Regions from separate parts of the Homo sapiens genome. Here region 1 is linked to region 2. The links are chromatin contacts, found by Hi-C or POLR2A ChIA-PET in ENCODE. All regions are on one chromosome and are shown on one strand. The core of a region is the stretch at or near the end of the contact, and the rest is flanking DNA. Distances in the headings are between cores, read along the strand shown.

The links. Hi-C counts contacts between places; a loop is a spot of excess contacts on that map. ChIA-PET counts read pairs that join two places held with the same protein, here RNA polymerase II (POLR2A). Pooled maps may share reads with other maps.
Region 1: a pooled map shows a loop between it and region 2 (7-fold over the local background). The contact joins the promoter of RAI1-AS1 here to the promoter of SREBF1 in region 2. A Hi-C loop is called at or near these places in 9 of 168 maps with a recorded cell type or tissue (B cell, CD4-positive, alpha-beta memory T cell, CD8-positive, alpha-beta T cell and 4 more), 25 of 37 single-sample maps with no recorded cell type and 19 of 50 pooled maps. POLR2A ChIA-PET finds 5 or more read pairs at or near these places in 18 of 52 experiments (B cell, BJ, CD4-positive, alpha-beta T cell and 13 more).

What each region holds. Positions count from the first base shown.
Region 1 is chr17:17,763,895-17,767,822 of GRCh38, forward strand. It overlaps RAI1-AS1 (RAI1 antisense RNA 1), which reads right to left and starts at 2,408. Exons shown (of 2, transcript NR_130894.1): 1 at 1,924-2,408. All of the region lies in intron 2 of RAI1 (retinoic acid induced 1), which reads left to right. RefSeq lists an enhancer at 2,372-2,431.
Region 2 is chr17:17,835,073-17,839,137 of GRCh38, forward strand. It overlaps SREBF1 (sterol regulatory element binding transcription factor 1), which reads right to left and starts at 1,914. Exons shown (of 19, transcript NM_004176.5): 1 at 1,655-1,914. The coding sequence starts at 1,745. RefSeq lists enhancers at 789-1,690, 1,691-2,593, 2,594-3,495 and silencers at 1,293-1,572, 1,763-1,922.

The DNA of each region.
Region 1 (3,928 bases), core at 1,158-3,657, 71 kb before region 2:
GATGTCACTCAGGACCTGGGCAGACAGAACAACAGCCATTAGGGCTATTTTCGTGGCACAGAGGGAGAGAGACAGGTGTACAGATGCATGGAGCTTCCTAAAGCAGCATGTGGCACTTCCACTTGAATTTCACTGCAAAGTGGGCCACATGGCCATCCTCCGGACATCTTTATGGGCTAGTGACACGCTTGCTGCCTTTGGCTGAGGAGGACAGGAAATATTTGGTGGTGGTGCCGACACTGACCACAAAGACCAAGAAGGTTCAGCACTTTACCCTGAGCAAGGTGAGGAGCCTTGGGAGGGATTGAGTAGAGTAGGCTGCAGCCTCATTTAGTTTTACTTTTTAACTTTTTATTGACTTGCATACAGAGAAGAGCACGAATCATAGGTGGACAGCTGATGAATTTCTGCAAACCAAACACACTCGGGTATAACTGAAGTTCAGATCAAGAAAAAGAACATCACCAGCCCCCAGATGTCCCTTATCCCCCTCATCAGGCATTTCCTGCCCAAGAGTACTTTTGTCTGCCTTTGAGTTTCACAGACATGAAACCTTTTCTGTCCAACTTCTTTTCCTCTTTTTTTTTTTTTTTTTTGAGACAAAATCTTGCTCTGTCACCCAGGCTGGAGTGCAGTGGTGCGATCTCGCCTCACTACAACCTCCGTCTCCCGAGTTCAAGCAATTCTCGTGCCTCGGCCTCACAAGTAGCTGGGATTACAGGTGCCTGCCACCACGCCTAACTAATTTTTGTATTTTTAGGGTTTTGCCATGTTGGCCAGGCTGGTCCTGAACTCCTGGCCTCAAGATATCTGCTTACCTCGGCCTCCCAAGTAGCTGGGATTACAGGTGCCTGCCACCACGCCTAACTAATTTTTGTATTTTTAGGGTTTTGCCATGTTGGCCAGGCTGGTCCTGAACTCCTGGCCTCAAGCTATCTGCTTACCTCGGCCTCCCAAAGTGCTGGGATTATAGGCATGAGCCACCGCGCCTGGCCTCCTCTTCTTTTACTATTTATGAGACCTATCTGTGCTGTGTGTGGCAGTGGTTTTTCATTATTGTGTAGTATTCTATTGTGTGCATATGCCACAGCTTATTTCTCCCTCCTACTTTTGATGAACACTTGGATTGTTTATAATCGGAGGATCTTCGGTGGCTTGCGCCTGTATTCCCAGCACTTTGGGAGGCTGAGACGGGAGGAGAGTTTGAGACCAGCCCAGGCAACATAGCAAGACCTCATCTCTCAAACATTTTTTTGAAAACTAAAATAGTTGGAGGATCTTGTGAATATACCTGCCGTGAACATTCTCCAACACATTGTTTGGTTCCTGTATGTGGAGTTCCCATTCAATGTGTGCCTTGGAAGTGGAACTGCCATGGTCTCATTTGCATTTAAGAAGCCTCTACTGGACACACAGAAGAGACCGAGGTACAGTCCAGGCAGGAGGTGGAGGGGAAGGTATGTGGGCCCAGCCCTAGGGCTCCTCCACCTCAGAATCCAGAAACATCCCCAGCGTGGACTTGTCTTCCAGGCGACTTGGGGGTCTGTATTGTACACACAAGATGAAAATCGTGTAAAGCAAGGCCCAGACACATGAGGCTGAGTGTGCAGCCCCAAACGGCAAGACGTAGGCCTTACTGTGTGAGTCACACGGTGGTGTTATAGCACATTCTAGTACACAGGCAAGAATAGTTGTATAATATTTGAATGCACTGAACTCACTTCCACCAGGTACACGTGTGAGGAATCTCCCTGCAAGTCACCCGTTTCACAAGAGGGAAGACGGCCCATCTTTTAAGTCAGGGGAGGGGACCACTTGCCCTGGGGCCTCGGGCTGGGGTTCAGCCTGCCTCTGTTCCCCACTCTTGGACACACAGGATGAAGGGCCCCAGTGCTGATCGCTCACAGGGGTGGTAAGACTTACCCTGTTACCCTCTTGGGGTGTGGCATTTCTTAGAAGCCAAGCATGGGTAATCCTTTGCCTGGAATGAAGCCAGGAGAATGGTGGGGCTTCAGGCTCTGGTTCTAGAAGACAGGGCTTCTTGGGAGCTGCCCCTGGAGCCTCCCAGCCTGAGCGGTAGGTGCTGGAGCTGGTGCCTTTGAACTTGGATTCATCACAGGGAAGACCTGGGGTCCAGGCCTGGTTCCGAGGTGCCCAGGCCAGCCCCTGAGCAGCCAGGCGGCCTTCTTGTGAACTCACATTGTAGTGTCCCGTGCAGCTGTCCTGGTCCTGCAGGATGCATTCCCCACCCCCAAGCCCTTAAGGGCTGTTGGGTTTTGTTTTTAAGAAACATATGGCCTAGTTGTTACTTTGGCTGGCCTCCCCAAGCCTCATGTCTCTGAGACCCCCACTCCTAAGGAAGGGGGCCAGGCATTGATGGGGGTGTCTGGGAAGCCGAGGGAGGATGCCTGCCAGTTATGAGAAAGATGCATCTTTGTCGCAGACACATGTGGGGCGCTCTATGTAAATTGTTTCAGCGCCTAACAGGAAGAAGAAAAATGAGGCTTTGATGCGAGCCACCACCTCTCAGCCAGGCGTGGTGTCACTCAGGCGCGTCCGAGGCCTGCTTCTATTAAGGAGCTGTAAGCTCTTCTCAGGCCAGAGACCCAGGGTGCTCTCTGGGCAGGAGGTGGCTCTGCTCTGTCTGCCGAACTCTGGGCGTCAGCACTGGGGCGTGCTGGGGCCTCAACCCAGCCCCACCTCCAAGGCAGGCGGAGAGCACTGCTGATGGATTCCCCAGCACTGCACTGTGCGAGGCCCAGGGCGGGGACCCCAGCAGGCAGCGTGGTAGGGTTTGCTGGGGATGACAGGCAGGCGCACAGGCGGCGGCACTGTTAGGCCCCATGTGATGGCCACAGCCTGGCACAGGAATCGGTGCTCCAGGCAGCAGACAGCAAAGGTGTGGAGGCAGGAAAGGAGCCACTGTCTCTGAGGCCTGGGAGAGCACTGCGGGTGCTGGAGATAGATGGTGGCAGGGGCCAGCTCAGGGGAGGGCAGGAATCTGGTCTTGTGGCTTTGGAAGCCCATGGGTTGCGAGCAGGAGAGGGTGGGGTGGTGTGAGTCTGAGGGAGGTCTCAGATGGGAGGGGAGGGCGGAGTGGGGCAGGGACCAGTGAGGGCCAGAGTGGAGACTGGGCAGGAGGGCATAGCACACACATGGACATGCTTCCCAATGAGCCCTGGCCCAGTCAACTCCCAGCTCCAGGAACCCCCCACAGCCCTTTGCTGGGGTGCACACCGTCCAGAGCACTGACTTCCCCAACGAGCCAGGTGGAAATGTCCCAGGGAGGACCCCGGGGCCTGAGGAGCCTACTGAATCCTCAACAAAGAAGGGAAGAGAGGCCTAGGCCACAGCAGGCCCAGAATTATTGTGTTATGCTCTGGATCTTGGGGAATGTGTAATCCCCACACCGTATCTATGGCAACTCTCCATTAACCAGAATTTGGTTCTACAAATTCCTGTTCCCATTCATTCTAGAAAACTCAGAGCTGTTGGTCTTTTTAAAAAAACTCGCTGAAAAAAAAAAAAAGATACTAAAGAATGTAAAGAAGAAAATGAAGTCAGCTCCAGCCCCTCTGCTGAGAACACACTGATGTTAGTACTTTCGTGCATTTCCACCCAGTTTGTTTAAGAAAATTGGGATTGTGTTGAATGCCTGCTTTTGCATCCTGCCTTTTCCATTGTGCTTCAGATCATGAGCATTTGGCAGGTCAGAAAAAAAATGTCTTTGGAAGCTGGGCTGTGGGGACTGGGGTTTGGAAGGCTTGCTGTGTGCTGTGATCCTTCAGGGGTCATCGCCCTCCCTAAGCCTCAGCCTTTGCCTCTCTGCAGGGAGAGACTGAAGGACATTTCTCAGGCTCCCGCCAAGAGTCTCAGTGTTTTCCTTGCAATGGTGGCCTTGTTATTCCAGCCTTGCTACTCACAGGTG
Region 2 (4,065 bases), core at 664-3,163:
ATCATTTTTCTGGAGGTGGAAACTAAGGTTTAGAGGGTGAGAGGGCTTGAGCAGGATGACAAAGGAAGTGAGGAGTGTCCAGGTTCAAGTTCTGACCCCAAAGCGCATGTCCTCCTGGCTTGGTCACGTTGCCTCTTGGGACTACACTCACTGGGCCCAGTGATGTGGAACTGGTAGTTGAGTCAGGCCCAGATCTCCCTAGGGCTTGGGATTTCAGGGTTCATCACTCCAGAGGGCAGTGAAGGACAACCCCTCGTGCCAGGGATAGGGGAGGCTGTTTTGGAAAAGCCTCACAATCAGGGCCTCTCCTCTGGGGTCCTCCCCTAGCCCAGCCCCAGGGGGAAGGAGGGAGGGCTGGGAAGCTTCTGGGGCTGGCAACCAGCTGGGCTCATCTGCAAGGCTGCAGTAGGGCAGGAGTGGTGGTGGCATAGATATATCTGTTTTGCCAACCCCAGGGTGGCCACGGGTTCCATGGACATGTCCATTCAGGCTGTGAGTCTAGGCATCTTGTTCCTGCGACCTTGGCCTCAGTTTCCTCATCAACCAAGTGCAACTTAGCTAGTGCTGCTAAAACTCCTGCACAGAAACCATGCAGGCAATTTGCTAGGGGCTTCCGTTTGCTCTATCTACAAAATGGAAGCAACGGGCCTCCTAATTGGCACTTGGTGCCACCATTGGCCCCAAACCCCTTCTCATCACAGCCAGGGTGATGCTCCAAAGATGGAAGCCGGTGCCACTGTTCTGCTCCGCCCTTTCCCTGGCCGACCAAGTCGGTTTGCGTCCTCCTCCTCCCTGACCTCACTCCTTTGCAAGCCTCTAACTCCTCACACTTAGGCCCTGCCTCGAGGCCTTTGCCCTTCCCTTGCCGTGGCCTGGAAAACATCTTTCCTTGCTGGTCCTGGGGGTGACCCTCAGGTCTCAGCTTAGAAGTCCCTGACCGCTCTACCCAAAGTAGCCACATCCCTGCCCTCCCCCAGCCTCGCTCCACCCAAGGTACAACTAAATACCCGTTTGGTTTCCCGGGAGATTTTTGTGTTCCCTAAAAGAGGGGGTACCCAGGTCTGTCTGTAAACCCTCGGTGCCTAAGACGGGGCCTGGCATTCGGTGGATGTCAGTGAATGAGTGCGGAGGCTGTGCCCGTCGCAGACCGGGAGAACCCGACACGAGGCGGGGGAAGGGCGCGAGGCAGCGCCCATGCGCATGCGCAAGAGCTCCGACGCCGAGCTGAACTCTCGGGCCGGAGGGAATGACCGTGAGTAACCTCGCAATTACGTCACGGCTGGGGCTGGGGCGGAGCTTCGGCGACGCCTGGGTCCCCAGCTTCAGCCGTGGCCATCACAGGGCTGGAGAGTCACCGGTCGGGCGGCACCCGGCCTGGGACGCGTAGAGGCGCACGTGTCCCGGCCCGGAGCCGCCAAGGGACCCCGGCCCGGCCCAGGAGCCCTCACCCACAAGCGCGCGGCCCGAGACGCTAGCGCGGGAACCAGGGAGGCTCGGTGAGGCTCGGGACACCGAGCTCAGAGACACCGGGAAGTCCCGCGCGAGCACAGCACGGAGCTGGCGCCCGTGGGGGAGACAAAGGCCAGGGAGACACCTGCGCGCCCCCTACTCGCGCCACCCGGCGCAGCTTCAAGCCCTGCCCGCCCTGACGCACCTTCGATGTCGGTCAGCAGCGCCGCGTCCAGATCGCACGGCTCGCCCAGCGCCTGCTCCAAAGCCGCCTCGCTGAAGGGTGGCTCGTCCATGGCGCAGCCGCCTCCTCCGGGAGGCCCGCCGGGCCCGCCGCCTCGTACGGCCCTTCCTAGGGAGCGCCGCCGCGGCCCCGGCTCTCAGTCGCCGCCGCCGCTCCGCGCGTTCGTGTCCTGCCCTGGCCTCAGAGGCGGCCCGGCGCCGGCGAAAAGTTCCTCGGAAACTGGGTTCCCCCGGCCGCAGCTCTGCTGGGCGGTCGAGGCGGAGGCGGGGCCTTTCGGGGAGGACCCGCCCTCCCAGATAGACGGCCCCGCCCCACCTTGAGAGAGCGGGGGACCCCTGATCCCCGGTCTGCGCCACAAATCTCCCCTCAGCCGGCCCCTCCTCCAGAGCGCCCTCCAGTCATTCATTTTATCCAGCCTCGCGCACAATGGCAGCGGCCTCTGGCCGGCTGCTGCGGGAACGCGGGCAAGCCGAGCCCCCTCTCTGGGCCTCTGTTTCTCCAGCACCAAGCAAGGAAGCCGAGTGGAAGCCCCAGGCCTGGGCCCATCCCAAACTTCATTTCCTCATTTCCTAGATTTGACTCTTTAGAACAAGACAGACCAGGATCCAAGTTATAGGGGTCCCAGGCCTGCTGTGTTGTGAGCAGGCCTGATGTAACTGCTGGGCCAGTTACATCACTCTGCCTCAATTTTCCTCATTTGTAACATGGGCCTAATGATGCTTTCTCACGGGCAGGCTGGGAGGCTAGTGACAATGTGGAGGGGAGCATGACCTGTGAGATCAGCCTGCCCCCTCTCTGCAAAGAAACCAGAAGATTGGCCTCTTGAGGACAGGAGTGGCCAAAGAAAGAGGCTGGAATTTCGTCATCTGGTTTCCTCCCAGATCCAGCTGTAGGGATAGGATACCAGTGGGCCCAGTGCAGCTCCTGAAGGAGGAAGCCAGTACCCAAGGAAGACTGGCCCCAGGGCTGTCTGACCCCAGATTTGGCACTTATTCCCAGGAGCAGCCAGGATAGGGGCCGCAAGGAAGAGGTAGCTGTGCTTTAGATCAGAGCCAGGCTGCCCTGGATCATCACAAGCTGGGACTAGATCAGAGCAGGCAGCCCTGTTGAGAAGAGGGCTGGAAACCGAACCTGGTTCTGTGGCCTAGGGACAGAGCCAGGTGGGGCAGGAAGGAGGGAAGGGGTCCCAATGAGGTGGGTTGAAATAAACCAGAATTAACATTCAGGAATCTGAATGTGATAAGGCAGTGAGCTCCCTGTCCCCAGAGGTATGCAAGCAGAGAGAAGCACCCTTGGTGGAGGGCAGTCCAGGAAACTCATCAGGGGCCTGGGCCTCAGGCCTTCCCGACCCCAGACCTTCATAAGTCAAGCCATCCTGCAGACTGCCTTGCTCAAACTCCAGATATAGCCTATCTGGCCACGCCCTAAGCAGGAGTAACATTCATGATGCATTTTAGAAGGGGTGTGTGGGGGAGAGAAGCCACAGAGCCCAAGTCCCTGGGGCTCAGCCTGGACATCCAGCTCCCTTTGTTCCTCTCCCAGAAGTGGCTGCGGTGGAAAATTACCCAGAATAGCGGCGCCAGAAGTCATAGGGGTCGCCAAACCACATCTCCCCAAGTAGCCCTGCTCAAGGGTCCACCCAGGACCCACTCCCTCCAGATGAACAACTGCTGGAGAACACAGAGAACAAAGCTGGCTTCTCCTCAGTGCCCCACCCCCACCAACACTCTAGAGGCTGCAGGAAGCTGGTGACTTCCCTGAAAATTTAAACAGCCCTTCCCAGGGAGGGGGTGGGATAGGAAGTGCTGGGTGAAGCCTAAATACCATTTTCTTCAGAGCTAGGCAGGTGATCTGGGTTTTCACCTGCTTGCTGTGTGACCTGGATCCAATACCTCACTTCTGAGTCTCAGCTACTGTATCTATAAAATGGGAATAACCCTTTCTGCAGTCCCTCTGCAGAGGCAGGGAGGGTGTTTTGGAGTCATCATCACAACAGATCTGCCTCACTGTTTTTTGTTTTGTTTTGTTTTGTTTTTTGTTTTGAGACAAAGTCTCTCTCTGTCACCCAGGCTGGAGTGCAGCGGCATGATCTCGGCTCACTGCGACCTCCACCTCCCAGGTTCAAGCAATTCTGTCTCAGCCTCCTGAGTAGCTGGGATTACAGGCGCACGCCACCATGCCAGGCTAATTTTTGTATTTTTAGTAGAGATGAGGTTTCACCATTTTGGCCAGGCTGGTCTTGAACTCCTGACCTTAGGTGATCCACCTACCTCGGCCCCCCCAAAGTGCTGGGATTGCAAGTGTGAGTCACTGCACCTGGCTATCACTGTTTTTGTTGTTGTTGTTGTTGTTGTTGTTGTTGTTTTTAAGAC